2 separate regions of the Homo sapiens genome follow, and region 1 is linked to region 2. The links are chromatin loops, found by intact Hi-C in ENCODE. Cell type or tissue: natural killer cell. All regions are shown on one strand. Links, peaks and the distances in the headings refer to the core of each region. The heading gives the core; the rest is flanking DNA.

Region 1 (8,339 bases), core at 245-8,244, 76 kb after region 2:
CATGTACTTCATGAAAATCAAGTTGATCTCTTTTTATATATATTTTTAGATGTGGTTTCTATTCAGGTCTTTGCCCATTTTAAAATTAAATGTTGTGGTTTTATTGTTGTTCAATTGTAAGTTAATTTGTATATTTGTGATAAAATCCCTTTTCCAAATAACGGATTTGCAAGGAAATTCTCCAAATCTATAGCTTACCTTTTCACTCTTATGTAAGGGTTTATTTTCAAAGGCATAGGTTAGTTTATCCATATATGAAAAGAGGATAATTGTAATTCTACATTCTTAGAATCATTAGAATAATGTTGGTTAAAATAATCCCTGTATCCAGCACTTTGTAAGTTTTGGTATAATACCAGTGAGAAAAATTTATAGAGTGTTCTGCGAAGGCCAGAAATCAGAAGGTGATAAAGTGACAATCGTATTTGAATAATCCGGAGATATGAAGTGTATTGGGTATTCATCTCCTTCTATTTGTCTATGAAGAGAAAATGGATAGATGACATCTCCATGTGAAATGGGACACATAGTTTTTAAGATGATTCTGAAGGAAAGTTGCTAATACAATCTCTCAGGTGATGTTCCAACACAGGCTGTGGAGGGGATGGTGGCCGCCGGTGGTTGCTGTGGCCACTATTTTGTCCATGAGAGACATTAGACTGTGATGTACCACATGCAGGCGAGTTTCTTAATCTCAGATAAGGGGAGAACATGAGAACACAGAACACGGGAAAATTGAAGATCTCACTACATCAACCACATTCCACTGAGGAGAACTTGTCACTGAGAGACCCGGGGATGCTCAGGGAATGGAGAGGACTTTGGGGGATGTTATCCATGAAAGAACCGATCCAACTTCGTTGACTTCCCCATGGAAGGAGTGTTTATATGTTTATTCACAGAGAATGGTGGCTTATGTCAGGATTCCCACAGGTTTCAGAAATGGTTCTAATAACAAATGTCATACTTTGTTTAGAATTGATTTATTTTTTATAATTTATTTTCCCCCTCTAGGCAGCACCACAGAAGAATGTTCTCAGAATCCTTCCTGATCTTCTATGAGTTTCTGGTGTAGCTCCTGGAGGAAAAGGCTGTGTGGGAGGGAGCCCTCCTCATGTGCAGCCCTGAGGCAGTCCCGTCAGCTCACCCACCACTGCCCTTCAGTCACTTCCTGAACACTTATGAGTTAACCTTCCTGAAACGTGATATTTGGCAGTGTCTTTCCCAGGTAATAAAATACTTCCATTCTGTTTATCCCTGCAGGCCCCTGTCCCTTTCTGGAGCATGGGTTGCAGTTGAGTGTGTGCTAGTGGATAATCAGTGGGAGAAGGTTTGTGTACATCTTGTCATCTTCCAGAGTGCACCCCTCATGGGGTGGACACTGACAAGCACGCAGATATGCTTGCTCAGCTGAAGGATGACAGACGTTTTTGTAACCTGTGACCCAATCAGGCTCAGGCCTCTGGCTAAAGTGTAGTCAGCAAAGGGTACAGTGCCCAACCCTGAGAGCTCCTTCCACGTGCCAAACCACTTTGTAAAGGAAGCTTTGTTTTTCCTGCCTGGATCTCATGCATGTGTTTGCATTTTCTGCCCAAAGTGCTTTATCCAGAAACACCCACAAGATCTTACAGTGTTTTGAATCCGACTGAAGGGCATTATTCACGAAAGCCCTCATGACCAAAGTCTCCACTTCTCATTAAAGGACATTAATTATAGGATTCAGCAGAAGCCACTGGCCTTTTAGTTGCACAGACCTGCCTCTACACCAGTGGTCCCCAACCTTTTTGCCACCAGGGAACAGTTTCATGGATGACAATTTTTCCATGGATGAGGGAGGCAGGTGGTTATGGGATGAACCTGTTCCACCTGCAATCATCAGGCATTAGATTCTCATAGGGAGCGGTCGCCCTAGATCCCTTGCATGCACAGTTCACAATAGAATTTGGCTCCTAGGAAAATCTAATGCGCAGCTGATCTGACAGGAGGCGGAGCTCAGGCAGTGATGCTCACCCCCTGTTCATCTCCTGCTGTGCAGCCTGCTTTCTATCAGGCTGCTGACCAGTACGGGTTCACTGCCTAGGGGTTGGAGACCCCTGCCGTAAGTGCTTGGAGACCTTATCCTCTTGGTAGGGGCATATAAAACCAGGAGTCAGACGAGCTCTAAACCGCTGTACATTTTATGGACTCTTGAGGAGATCCCCTGCTGTAAATTCTTGGAGACCTTACCTTCTGGAAAGGGGCATAGAAAACCAGGAGTTAGTTGAGCTCTAAATCAATGTACATTTTATGGATTCTTGAGGAAACAGTGCAAAGAGGATCATCCCCACTCACTTTCCCTCTACCTGGCATCATTTCCTGTAACCCACTAGAAGAACCTGGGGTGCTTCAAGGTAATTTAGGCTTGTTATACCAGGGGCCACCAGGAAAGGAAACAATCAAGGTGTCCATGTGGGTTCATCTGTTGCAAGTTATTTATTACTTCAGCGCAGGGTGTTGATCATGGAGAAGTCTGTGCATGTCTTGGGCAGGAGTACATGGGAATGCTGTTTATTCTACTCAAATTTGCTGCAATCCTAAAAATGTTTTAAAATAAAATTAATGTAAAAGGAGTGGCAAAGACATTTTGTTAGAAATGTTGGTCACTTTTTAGAAATTATATTTAGTCTTACCATGTGATCAAGCAATCCTGCTCCAAATGATTTATCCATTCGATTTTAAAATTTATGTCCTCACAAAGGAATGTTTGCATCCACTCCATTGATTGCTGCCTTTCCCACTCTGTGAATGTTACTTACAGGGTGAAAGTTGAAAAGATTATTTCCTATATAATTGGAATGTATACATCTTTCTATTTCTACTTTTACTCTGTGACTTAACCCATCTTCTAAACACTTTAAACCTCATAAATGCTGTCATCTTTTCAGCCCCAGCACAGCTGCCTCCTTCCTCAGGGTTTCTGACACTCTCAGCATGTGGGTTTTCACACTGTGTCTGTTGCACAGTAATACACGGCCGTGTCCTCAGATCTCAGGCTGCTCAGCTCCATGTAGGCTGTGTCTGTAGACGTGTCCGCGGTTATGGTGACTCTGCCCTGGAACTTCTCTGCGTATATTGTTTCACCATCTTCAGGATCAACAAGTCCCATCCACTCAAGCCCTTTTCCAGGGGCCTGTTGCACCCAGTGCATGTAGTAGTCGGTGAAGGTGTATCCAGAAACCTTGCAGGAGATTTTCACTGTAGCCCCAGGCTTCTTCACCTCAGCCCCAGACTGTACCAGCTGGACCTCGGCGTGGGTGCCTGTGGAGAAGAGAAAGGAGTGGATGAGACACCACTTAACTGGACCCAGTCCCCTCATCAGCCCTGGAACTAAGGATTCTCTTACCTGTAGCTGCTGCCACCAAGAGGAGGATCCTCCAGGTGCAGTCCATGGTGAGGTGCTGCTCTCTGGGGGCTTCTGTAGGGGAGGGATGTGGCTGTTGTGTGATGCTCTCTGGGCAAGGACAGATCTGTATTTACCTCGGTAGACACCACTGCATTTGCATATTCATGAGGCAGGTATTTCATAGCTTAGGCCACCCCACCCTGGGGAAGAAGATAGGTGACACACGGACCATGCCACAGTGGGACACTGAGCTCCCTGCCCTGAACTTTGTTTAATGATATTTGTCCTCTGACACACTTAGAAGTCCATGAAGACAGAACTCCTCTTACAGAAACCCAGAATCTCACAGGGCATTGTCCTCACTGTGATTTCTTGTTCCTATGGCTCACTGACAATCTGAACTTTTCCTGGGCCTTGCCCTCTGCACATCTAACTTCTGGGATGAGTGTGTCTCCGGAGAGTAACACCCATTGAATTAATAAAACCACCCCTCAATTCCTAACTATAAATACATTTGAAAGGCCTAGACATTTCTCCTTTTAAATGTGTTTTGCGTTAAGTTATTGGGTTTGGTAGCCTCTGTGTATGCAAGAGAATACTAAAGACACATCAGTACTTGCTAAATTCTTATTTAAATTTTATGTCATTATGGCTTTGAAATAAGGAATATTCAATCCCTGAGAGAAAACCCCTCCACAGCCTCCTGTGCACCTGCTCCAGAGCTGGATCCTGTGCTGGGTGCATCCTGAGCGCCCCCTGCAGCTCAGCTCCTGCCCTGCAGGGAAGTTCTTTTCTGGGCTCACAGAGCATTTTTCTCCCAGCATCTCAAGCCCAGTATGACCTGGCTGTGCCCTGGCTAAGAATGCTCCTTCAGTGACAGCAACTACTTCTCACATCACTTCTTACACTAGAAAATAGACCTTAGGAAACCTAACATATCCCACAGGGAGACCTTGGCACAGGAAGCAAGGAATCACTAAATCCACCAGGGAGCCCCTTCCCTGGAGCTCCAGATGCACTGATATGGTCCAGACACATGGCGAGTCCAGGAACTGATGGGGACTTTGGGGCAGCCTCTTTTTTTTTTTTCTTTAGGATTCTGTGGTCGAAGTTTACATCAGATTATCACTTTACGCACACACCTTATGTTTCAAGGTCCACCCCCCACCTACCCCCCCCACACACACTCACGGTGGCATATTTGCACAGTAACAAGCCTCCAATTTGCTCTCCTTCCTAGTGTCTTGCCAATGAAAAGTGCTTCCAACACTGGCGTTGGAACTGGGGTTCTGCAAGCCCCCTGTTGCCCTGAGCATGCCCTGCTGGTCATGAGCGCCCCCTGGTGTCCTGAGTACCACCTGGTGGTTCTGAGCTCCCCCTGGTGTCCAGAGCGCCCCCTGGTTTCCTGAGTGACCCTTGGTGGTTCTGAGAGCCCCCTGGTGATCCTGAGCAATGCCCCCTACAACACACACCATGTCCTGAGCGCACCCTGCTCTGCTGAGCACCCTCTGCTGTCCTGAGTGCCCCCTGGTGTCCTAAGCACCATTTATCACAAAGTCCTCTCTTGTCTCCCTGCAGGGAGGTTTCCGTCTGGACTCACAGAAATGTCCCTCGCTGTATCTCTCACAGTAATACACTGCCTACCCCTGTGAGAGCCCCCTCAGCTTCCAAGTAGATTATTTTAAGGGAGACTGTGCTGGTAATTGGTGTCCCTGGGAATTGTGAATCTTTATTGTGCTGATGCAGAATATCACTGAGAACTTCCACTTGAATCAATCACTGTTACCACCCTCTCCAGCCTCTGTCCCCCAGCCATCTGGACTCAATTCATGCTGTAGTCAGTGAAGGTGAATCTTGATGCTTTGCAGAAGAGGCTAAGAAAACAGCCAGGCTGTTTTGCCAAAGATAAAAATATAGATCCAGTAAACATTTGAGGTTTCCCAGGAAGGTGGGGAGAAGGTGTGTGGATTAGGTGAAACACATTTTTTAATCACAATGAAGCTATCTTTTTTTTTTGAGACAGAGTCTCACTCTGCCACCCAGGCTGGAGTGTGGTGGTGCGATCTGTGCTCACAGCAACCTCCACCTCCTGGGTTCGTGCCATTCTCCTGCCTCAGCCTCCTGAGTATTTGGGACTACAGGTGCCTGCCACCACGCCTGGCTAATTTTTGTATTTTTAGTAGAGATGGGGTTTCATTGTGTTAGCCAGGATGGTCTCGATCTCCTGACCTCGTGACCCGCCCACCTTGGCCTCCCAAAGTGCTGGGATTACAGGTGTGAGCCACCATGCCCGGCCAATGAAACTATTTTTATGATATTCAATGATGGACACATGGCATAAAGAATTTCTGAAAACTCATATTTTTTGAGACAAAGTGTTAACCTAAATGCATACAACTTCGAAAGTATTTAGCAGGTCATGAAACACAAAAAAAGACAGCTGTATAAAAATATCTAACAACAATCAGAAGGTTTGAACTAATTACCCTGAAGAAGGTGGGGCATAAATATTGGACACAAGAAACTTGGAAAGAATTTGATGTTGCGATTGTAAAATATAAATAAGCTCCACATAAGCACTGTATTCTAGTTGATAAACATATTTTCAACAAGGGTCAGTTTAACAATCCTAAAGACGATTTGTGTATTTTGAAATTGTGCACTAAGTAAATTAATGTCATATGGTAGGAGAGGTTTTCTCATTTTGGAGTGTGGGATTATGGACAAGCAGAGAAAGAAGGCTATGAATGTCTATGTGGATGACAGTAGTGTGTAAAAGCCAGTGTGTTCTTAGGTTTAATGTAATATAGTTACAGAATATTAGACACATAAACACTTAAATTTTGAATCTTTGTGGGTAAATAGTACATGTATATTTTTATGGGGTACAGAACTCTGAATCAGCATGAACTGCATAATAATCACATTATGAAGAATAGTTTATACATCCTCTCAAGCATTAATAGAGTTACCAACATTCCATTCATAAACTTTTATTTTAAAATCTATAATTAAGTTATTGAGGACTATACTTATTCTGTTGTGTTATCAAATATTATGTGTTATTTATTATTTCTAATCACCTTTTCTACCCATTGACCATCCCCAATAATCCCCATCTAGCATAGACCTTCCCAGCTTCTGGGGACCATCTTTTCCCTCTCTATCTCCACGAGTTCAATTGTCTTAATTTTTAGCTTTCACAAACAAATGGGAACATGTGAATTTCGTCTTTCTCTTCTGGGCTCATTTCAATTAATATAATGAACTCCAGTTTCATCCATGTTGTTGCAAATGATAAAATCTCATTTTTTTATGGCATAATATTAACCCATATCCTATATGTACCATATTTTATTTATCCATTCATGTGTTAATCGGCACATAGGTTGCTTTCAAATTTTGACTGTTGTGAACAGTGCTTTAACAGCGCTATTACAGACATGGTAGTGCAAAAACATTTCCTTTTTAGGGGTATATACCAGCAGCAGGATTGCCAGATTATAATGATAACTATCGTCAGGTTTTGAGGAAACTCTAAGCTGTTCTCTATAGCGGTTGTACTAATTTAAATGCTCAACAGTTTATGAGTGTTCCCATTTCTCCACAGCCTCCCAGGATCCTGATGTGGAGCTGCTTTCTAAGAGATTCTTCCTGTTCTGAGTGCCCACTGGTGTTCTGAGCGCCCCCTGGTGTCCTGAGCGTCCCCTCGTGGTCCTGAGCTTCCTTCCCCTCGCGGTTCAGAGCGTCCCTTGGTTGCCTCAGCGCCCCCTGGTGGCTCCAGCACGCTGACATGTCCTGAGGTCCTCCTGGTGGCCCTGAGGGCTCCCTGGTGGTCCTGAATGCCCTCTGGTGCCCTAAGAGCCCCCTGGTGGTTCTGAGCGTCCCCCGCTGTATCCTGAGTGACCCCCTGGTGTCCTGAGCGCCCCCAGCTGTATCCTGAGGGCCCCCTTGTGTTGAGTGCCCGCTGGTGCTTCTGAGCAGCATCTATCATGCAGTTCCCTCCTGTCTCTGCAGATTTTTGTGTCTGGGCTCGTGCAGATAATCCCTCTCCTGTGAACCTCACAGTATTACACAACCTTGTCCTTGGCATTCAGGTTAGTCATTGTAAGGTAGAGTGCACGTGAAAGGGTGTCGCTGGACCAGTTAATTTATTTGTACTCATGAAGAGTAACCCTGAGCACTCCCACTTGCTGACTCACTGTTGCCAGCCACCACAATCCCTGTTGTGAAGCCTGCTAGACCAACCTCAGGCTGTTGCCAGCAAAGGTGAATCCAGCCACTTTGCATGAAAGTCTCAGTGAATCACTGGGCTGTACAACGTTTACCCCTCTGACTCCACCACTGAACTTCATACAGGACTTCTATGAACACAGAGGAAATAGACTGAGAACAACCCTATGAGCAGCCACAGCTGGACCTGATTTACAAGGGACACTAATATTGAGGGTGATGAGAAGGGAAACCCAGATCAGTGCAGACTCCATAGTGTGAACACTGAAGAAAGACACAGATATGGGGTGGCTCCTCACCAGGGCCTGAAGGAACAGGGGATGAGCTGCCTTTCATGAGGAGGGGATGGGACATATTTCCACGTCTTTCTCTTTGTGGTCGTAGGTGCACCACTCAGCGTTGCTCATCCATCCTCTGTGTCTCCATTTCAGGGAAGGCAGAGTCAAATGATTCCTGCATCTGGATGCACAGGGTTAATCTGCCCATTGCTCTTTCTTATTCTCTAATGTGGACACTGTTCAGGTATCTTCATGTGAGCAAACATTGTCAACAAATTAGTCCAGTAAGAACATAAGAAATACATTTCCAGAGAAAATGGAAATCTGACTGTAATCAGTGCATTTATAGCTGCAAACGACTGTTTCTGACAATGAGAAGAAGTTATGTTACAATGGACAAAATGCAGATCCACAGGTTTTCAGGGTTGGAGTTTATAATTATCATT
Region 2 (8,339 bases), core at 103-8,102:
GGCTGGGCTGGTTTTCATCAGGAGAGGGAGGGACCTATTTGCATGTCTCCTACTATATAGCAAGCTCTGGGGTGAGATGCCTGAGGAGAGGGCAGGGCCCAGGGCAGATGAGAGTGTCCTTGGGGATTTCGATGACAATGATTACATTTGGGAAAATGCTGTTTTATTGTGAAATTGTTGTGTGATAAACACTTAATAACTATCACATTTTTAATTATTTTTACCTATGTGTATAAATTATGTTATTTAGGAATCAGTGGTTTCTTCATGTACAGATGTAAAAGTGAACCCACACATGGAGGGGCTATGTATGTGTCTAAGGGCTTATATCTGGCATGAGTGAGTCCTAGTACCCGGGCCTATGCTCCTCACAGCTGGCCTCAGTTGCTCTTTTAACCAACTCTAGGACAGAGATAAACGGGCCTAGTGTGGTTTGCAGAATCCACTTCCTGCCACGACAACCTGTGTGATTTTGCTGCATTTACCTAAAAATACGGAGAAAACTAGGGGTCAGACAAATAAATTTTTAGGTATATTTGACATTTAACATATTTATTTGTTCCTTCCTATCACCCTCTTTTTGTCTAAAATTTCAGTTTTTTTGTAATAAATTTTATGAGGTTTAATTGACAGATAAGAAAATTCACATATTTATTCTGTACAATAGTAAACTTTGAAAAATAAAATCTCTATTTTTAAGAAGGTGACAAGTCAACTCCCCTCAGCATTCCTCTTGCTCTTTTATATTTTTTTGGTTTTTCTCCTTCCCTTCTTCTACCATTTCTTTATAAATCTACTGATGTTTTCACATGTCTTTTGACTAGCTTTTATATTCTAGAATTTATAAGAATGAAAAAATATAGTATATGCTCTTATGTATTTGGATTATTTTTCTCAATAGAAATACTGAGAATTAAATCTTTTATGTTGCATGTGTTTATTTCTTACAAATAATGGGTAGCATTTCAGCAAACAAATGTAGCATAATTTGTTTTTCTATTAAGTTACTAACTGGCATTTGAATTTTTCATTACTCTCTCTAAGTCTTACTAATAAATCTGCTACTCAGCTTGGTAACACACATAGATGATAAATTATATATAAGTTACATAAATATATTTTTTGCAACAACAGTAACAAGAGAATGTACAATTTGGCAAATTTTGTTTAGTATTTCAGATAATTGAAGTTATGAAATAAAAAACAAACCTGTAATCCAAAGAGTACCTGAGACTAATCTCAATAGATTTAGGAAGTTCGTATTCCAAGATTAAGGACATGGCAGTGACACCGCCTCAGGGAGTCCTGACGATATATGCCCAAGGTGGTGGGACACAGCTTGATTTTATGCAATTTAGGGAGACATGGGACAGTAATCAATATATGTAAGATGTACATTGGTTTGGTTCAGAAAGGCAGGACTTTCTGAAGTGGGGAGAGAGCGTCCAGATCACAGGTAGGTTTGAGACAAATGCTTGCATTCTCTTGAGTTTCTGATTAGCCTTTAACTGAATGCACAATTTACAGGAATAGTCACGTAGGCCTTAGTCTGGCTTAGCAAAACAATAGAGAAATGGTGGCAATCAGATAGGCATTTGACTTATGTGAGCAGAGAAATGACTCTGTCTGTTGTTGGTCCACAAGGTTTTTCCTTGTGGTCAAATTTTGAAGGAGGTATGTAGTTTTTTAAAACCTTAGTTTCACTCGTGTCCATGTGAAGAGACCACCAAACAGGCTTTGTGTGAGCAATAAAGCTGTTTATTTCACCTGGGGGCAGGCGGGCTGAGTCTGAAAAGAGAGTCAGCGAAGGGAGATAGGGGTGGGGCCGTTTTATAGGATTTGGGTAGGTAAAGGAAAAAGGGGGGTTGTTCTCTGGCGGGCAGGAGAGGGGGTCACAAGGTGCTCAGTAGGGGAGCTTTTGAGCCAGGATGAGCCAGGAGAAGGAATTTCACAAGATAGTATCATCAGTTAAGGCAGGAATAGGCCATTTTCACTTCTTTTGTGGTGGAATGTCATCCATTAAGGCAGGAACCGGCCATCTGGATGTGTATGTGCAGGTCACAGGGGATATGATGGCTTATCTTGGGCTCAGAGGCCTGACAGTTAGTAGCTATCATTTTAGGGAAAGAATGGAGGTGGGTTTGCCCCAAGCAGTTTTCAGCTTGACTTTTCCCTTTGGCTTAGTGATTTGGGGGTCCCAGAGATTTCTTTTCCTTTCACAAACATGGAAATCTTGGGAGAAACAAGTTCTTGTAGAGAGAAACAAAGCCATAGTGTTAGCTAAACTGAAGCAGAGGCTGCCATATGAAATACAGCCTATTACAAGATAAAGCTACAAACATGTGTTGGATTGCTTAAATTCCAGTGTGGTAAATGTGTTGTCATGTGAAATTCTCAGGAACCACATACTGAAGGGCACTGATAAAGTGAATTAAATGTGGCCCGAAAAGGACTCTGCACTTCTATGATTGAGTCCTTGTGGACAAACTGTAACCTTGTGGACAAACTTGTGGACAAACCTTGTCCTTGTGGACAAACTGTAACTGTAACATATAGAAAAAATATGAATTAAACTCAGTAGACTTCAAGCTATTGACATGTAAATTAGGTGGAATATTTCATAGCTAAAGACCTGATCTAGCATGAGAAATAACAGAGAGATGACACACGGAGAATGCAGCAGGGGGAAGCTGACATTCAAGTTCTGATGTTTGTTTACTGATATTTGTCCCCTAGCATGTCCAGCACTTCATGAGCACAGAACTCCTCTAATAGAGAAACAGCCTCTCACAGGACATGATCCTCAAAATGATCTCACCTACAAATGGATCACTAGCAACTTCAAACTTTTTTGGTTTTTGCCCTTTGCAAGTTGAACTACTGGCATGAGTGTGTCTCTCCATGTTTGCACACATTGAATTGATAAAATTAGTTTTGTTCTACATCTTCCAACTCTTAAGATATCTGAAAACTCTAAAATTTTCTCCTTTCAAATTTGGTTCTCATTGACTCATTGGGTTACATCAATGCTCTAAGTACGATGGGATATGGAAGACACATCGGTAGTTTTTGCTAAATTATTTATGTTTTATTTTATTTTATTTTCAAAAGTAAAGATGAAGCCTCACTATGTTTCACAGACTGATCTCAAACTCCTGGAAATCTTCCCACCTCAGCCTCCCAAATTTCTGGGATTATAGGTGTAAGCCACTGTGCCTGGACATTAATTACTTATTTTAACTTTTTAATTGCATTTTTGTTTTGAAATAAGTGTAATTCAGATGCTGGTAAAATTTTCTCCTCAGACTCCTCTGCAGCTGCTCCAGGGCTGACATCTGTGTTGAGTGGTTTCTGGGCCTGTCCTGCAGCTCTGCCCTCACCCGGCAGGGGAGGATGCTGTTTGGGCTCACAGAGCATATTCTCCCAATGTCGCTCCCCCAGAATGAAGGGGCTGTCCCCTGGTTCACAATCCTCTCTCAGCAGCATCTAATGCTTTCGAAATTGTCTCTCGAAACAGTGATTTAACATTACTGTACCCAGTAAACTGCAGGGGGAGCCCAAGCACAGATTCTTTGAAACCACCAGAGAGTCTGTTCCCTGGGACTGTCAGATGCAATGACACAGTCAAGATCCATGGTGAGTCCAGAAACTTTCAGAGAACTCATAGGAGCCTCTTATTTCTTTCAGAATTCTCTATTCAAAGATCACGCCAAATAGTATGTCCACAGAGAGAACTACATGGCTCAAAGCCCACAAAAATTAAAACACACGTGTACACACACACACACACACATGCACACACACATACACAGTGGGAAGGCTGAGCTTTATAGTAATTGACTCGTAATTTGGGATCTTTCCTAGTGTAAACCAAAGGTTTCCGAGACAGATCTCAATCAAATTAAAATTAATTTTGCCAAAGTTAGGGCATGCCTGGAATGAAAATACAAGTAATCACAGAAAAATTTGTGGTCAGTGCCGTTCCCCAAAGATGATTTTCAGGGCTTTCAATACAAAAAAGGGGGGAAAGCTGGATAGAGGGGAAAGAGGGACAGTATGAAAATTTACATGTTGTAATGAGAGAGAAGCACATAGGGAAACAGAAAAATTATGTAGTTCTCCTGAACTAAGTTAGCACTTTATATAAAGTAAAATGAACAAAGAGTAGCTATCTGTGAAGATATTTAACTTTTTATTTGTAGCTATTCTCTTAGGAATGAAAGGAAAATCAGTTTCTTGCATGGATCATCCTTTAGGATTTTCCCCCCTCATGACATAATGAATTGACAGCACAAGTTTTTATTTTCCTTTTATATTTTCCCCACCTGTTCCTTTTCAAAATCATTCAGAGGAAGCATTTTACAACCAAATGAGTTTCTGGTCTCCTGTTTTGTTTTATCTTTCATTGATAGAATGGATTACTCTTAGATAAACAGGTCCCATGTTGTTAAGATAGCTCATTGTTACCTACCTTTCAAATGTTGTGAAGTCTCACATCCCAATGATGAAAAAATAGTGGGAGAAAAAGGGAACTAAACATAGAAAATAAAGGAGGAAATAACCAACAAAAAGGGGAAACAATCCTGGAAAACTGATATAGGCTTTGGAACTCTGAAGGCTGTACATGAGTAGGATAAACAACAAATATCTGAGACAGGTCTCAGTCAATTTAGGAAGTTTATTAATATGGTTTGTCTGTGTCCCCATCCAAAACTCATTTTGAATTGTAGTCCCACATTTCCCATGTGTCATTGGAAGAACCCAGTGAGAAGTAATTGAATCATAGGGGCAGGTCTTTCCCATGATGAACTCATGATAGTGAATAAGTTTCATTAGATCTGATGGTTTTCTAAAGGGGAATTCATCTGCACAAGCTCTCTCTAGTCTTCCACCATGTAAGATGTCCCTTCCTTTTCTGACATGATTGCGAAGTGTCCCCAGCCACGTGGAAATGTGAGTCAATTAAAACTCTTTCCTTTATACGTTACCCAGTCTTGATTATGTTTTTATCAGCAGCAGGAGAACAGACTAATACATTTGTTTTGCCAAAGTTAAGAACCCAACCATAACCAGCCTCAGGAAGTCCTGAGACATGTGCACAAGGTGATTGAAGTACAGCTTGCTTTTATACATTTTACAGAGACATGAGACATCAGTCAATACATGTGAAATGTACATTTTTTTTTCCTGTAAGCCAGGACAAATGAAAATGGGGGCTTGCAGGTTAGAAGAAGATAAGAGACAATAGGTTGCATTCTTTTGTGTCATTTATTATCCTTCCACTGAATACACAATTTAGTCTGACTCAGTGAATCTTCATTTTTACATAAATTATAGTGGGGAGGAAGAAATCATATATGTATTTGTCTCAGGGGAGACTTAGAGGAATGCCTGCTTTCCTGCCTTTCTGAATCAACTGTTCTAAGTTTAAGTTTTTGTAGATGACCAAAAACAAAAAACAAAAACAAAAACAAAACAAGACAAGACATGAGTTACAAGGAAGAAATACTAAGAGATCCTGGGGAAGACCTTTGCTTTACAAGGTCAAAAAATAGCAAGTTCAAAAAGGAAACCCCACCCTGCCCAGGGACCTAATGTGGAGCTGCCTCCTAAGGGAACCGTGGTGTCTGAGCGACCCCTGCCGTCCTGAGCGCCCCCTGGTGGTTCTGAGCGCCCGCTGGTGGTTCTGAGCGCCCCCTGGTGTCCTGAGCACACTCTGCTGTTCTGAGCGCCCGCTGGTGGTTCTGAGCGCCCCCTGGTGTCCTGAGCACACTCTGCTGTTCTGAGCGCCCACTGGTGGTTCTGAGCGCCCCCTGGTGTCCTGAGCACACTCTGCTGTTCTGAGCGCCCGCTGGTGGTTCTGAGCGCCCCCTGGTGTCCTGAGCACACTCTGCTGTTCTGAGCTCCTGCTGGTGGTTCTGAGCGCCCCCTGGTGTCCTGAGCACACTCTGCTGTTCTGAGCTCCTGCTGGTGGTTCTGAGCGCCCCCTGGTGTCCTGAGCACACTCTGCTGTTCTGAGCGCCCCCTGGTTTAACTGAGTTCTCTCTGGTGTCCTGAGCATCTATCTCCTGGCGGGTTTGCTGTGCAGAAACTCCTTAGTTAATTAGGTCCCACTCATCTATTTGTGTTTTGGTTGAATTTGCTTTTGGATACTCAGCCAAAAATTATTCGTCAAAGTTGGGGTCGAGAAGAGTATTTCCTAGGTTGTCTTCAAGGATTTTTATGGTTTGAGGTCTTACATTTAAGTCTTTCATCAATTTTGAGTTAATTTTATGTATGTTGAAAGTAGACGTCCAGCTTCAATCTTCATCACATGGCTAGCCAGTTGTCCCAGCACCATTTATTGAACAGGGAGTCCCTTCCTTATTGCTTGTTTTCATCAGCCTTATCAAATATGAGATGATTGTAGGTGTGCAGCAACACACCACTCAGAATGGCTATCACGAAAAAGTCAAAAAACAATGAATGCTGGTGGGACTCTGGAGAAAAGAGAACACTTATACCCTGATGAGAAGAATATAAGTTAATCTTGCCCCTTTGGAAAGCAGACTGGAGATTTCTTAAAGAACTTAAAACAGAGATATCATTTTACCCAGCAATCCCACTCCTCAGTATACACTAAAAAGTAAGCAAATAATTCTTATTTGTGCGCACATTTGTCAGAAGCCCTCAAGCTGTACATTGAAAATCTAAGCATTTTTATGTTAATTTTATATCATAAAAATAGAAAATAGACAATGGTAGGAAAATATTTATATTGATATTAAAATCCTAATAAAATATATATGAAAATTCAAATAAAAAATGTAAATGTGATTACAATAATTATTAAAATGCATTCAGCTGTAGTGGAATTAAATCCAGGAAATTAGAAAGATAAAGGTGACATATTAAAATGAAAAATTAATAAACACATTTCACAGATAAGTAAAACATGGCTAAAAATATGTGGAACATTTTATATTATTAGTAATACAAAGTAAATAAACTCTTGATATAACATTTTGACCTGTTTTATCAGGATAAATGACTAATATTTTGTGTAAAATCACAACATGTAAACAATTAAAAATAACCAAAATCAATTATGAATTACTCTAATAATTTATATTTAGTTCATCATTAATTTTGATTCTTCAGGACATGTTTTTAGAATTATTTTATCTTAATGTTTAATATGAATGCCTACACATATATGCATAGGTCTGTGTATTTGTACATCTTTTTTTCTTTCTTTCTTTTTATTTATTTAGTTTTTTGAGATGGAGTCTCAGTTGCCCGGCTGGAGTGCAGTGGCGCGATCACGGCTCATTGCAACCTCCGCCTTCTGGGTTCAAGCAGTACTTCTGCCTCAGCTTCCCAAGCTGGGGTTACAGGCACAGACCACCATGTCTTGCCGATACATATTTCTATGTTTATAAATTTATGTCCCTATAGCTATGTAGTTGCTGATGTCAACAAATGTTAATAAAACTCTGGAAGAATCAGTGCAAATAATTAGGAATATTTATATCTTCAAAGTACATATTTAAAATGTACTTATATATAATTTTAATAATTACTAAAATTTAAATACTAACGATAATAAAGTCATAATAAATACAAGTGATAAAATGTCACAGCCTAGAATGCTGCAGAGTCCTGCAAATACAAACCTGACTTCTCCAGCTGATGAGAAAGGAAAACTACCCCAGCATCTGCTCCTGGGACCTGTCCTGTCCTCAGTGGGTTTTGACCGCCCCCGGTGGCCCCGCGCGCCCCTGCAGGGAGGTTTGTGTCTGGGCTCACACTGACCTCCCCTCACTGTGTCTCTGGTATAGTAATACACGGCCGTGTCCTCGGTTTTCAGGCTGTTCATTTGCAGATAGGCGATGCTTTTGGAATCATCGCTTGAGATGGTGAATCTGCCTTTCACAGACGCGGCGTATTCTGTTGTTCCACGATTAGTTTTGTTTTTAGTGAAACCTACCCACTCCAGCCCCTTTCCTGGAGCCCGGCAGATCCACTGCATGCAGTAGTTAACAGAAGGTGAATCCAGAGGCTGCACAGGAGAGTCTCAGGGACCCCCCAGGCTGTACCAAGCCTCCCCCAGACTCCACCAGCTGCACCTCACACTGGACACCTCCAGAGACATCGTGATCAGAAACTGCCACACTATCCACTGTTTCTCTCACTCATGTCCCCTCACACTAAGTATCTCTAGTTCACCATTAATTATCTTTTAAAATAGCAACAAGGAAAAACCGGCTCAGCCCAGACTTCATATGGTTGGTAGTCGGTGTTCAGTGCTGATCACCAAGTGGAAACACCTGGGCATCCCAGGGCTGGGGCCCCTCTCC

What was found. Hi-C counts contacts between places; a loop is a spot of excess contacts. Peaks named below come from ENCODE experiments on the same cell type or tissue, not always from the same donor. Only the 100,000 strongest peaks of a DNase experiment are listed, where the experiment ranks them.
Region 1: a loop joins it to region 2, with 9 times the contacts of the local background. A loop is called at or near these places in 5 of 110 quality-filtered maps.

What each region holds. Positions count from the first base shown.
Region 1 is chr14:106,734,120-106,742,458 of GRCh38, forward strand. It overlaps IGH and IGHV1-69-2. Among named protein-coding and RNA genes, the nearest start is that of MIR5195, 110 kb to the right of the region's middle. In natural killer cell, for the core only: CTCF peaks have their summits at 4,170 (motif pointing left), 4,371, 7,165 (motif pointing left) and 7,365 (motif pointing left); DNase peaks (open chromatin) are centred at 3,022, 4,132 and 7,160; H3K4me3 peaks cover 1,608 bases; H3K27ac peaks cover 2,176 bases.
Region 2 is chr14:106,658,269-106,666,607 of GRCh38, forward strand. It overlaps LOC102724977 (a long non-coding RNA gene), which reads left to right. Exons shown (of 2, transcript XR_001751026.1): 2 at 8,029-8,127. It also overlaps IGH and the pseudogene IGHV3-65. Among named protein-coding and RNA genes, the nearest start is that of LINC00221, 180 kb to the left of the region's middle. In natural killer cell, for the core only: CTCF peaks have their summits at 3,554 (motif pointing right), 5,973 (motif pointing left) and 7,709; DNase peaks (open chromatin) are centred at 3,553, 5,003, 5,643 and 6,061.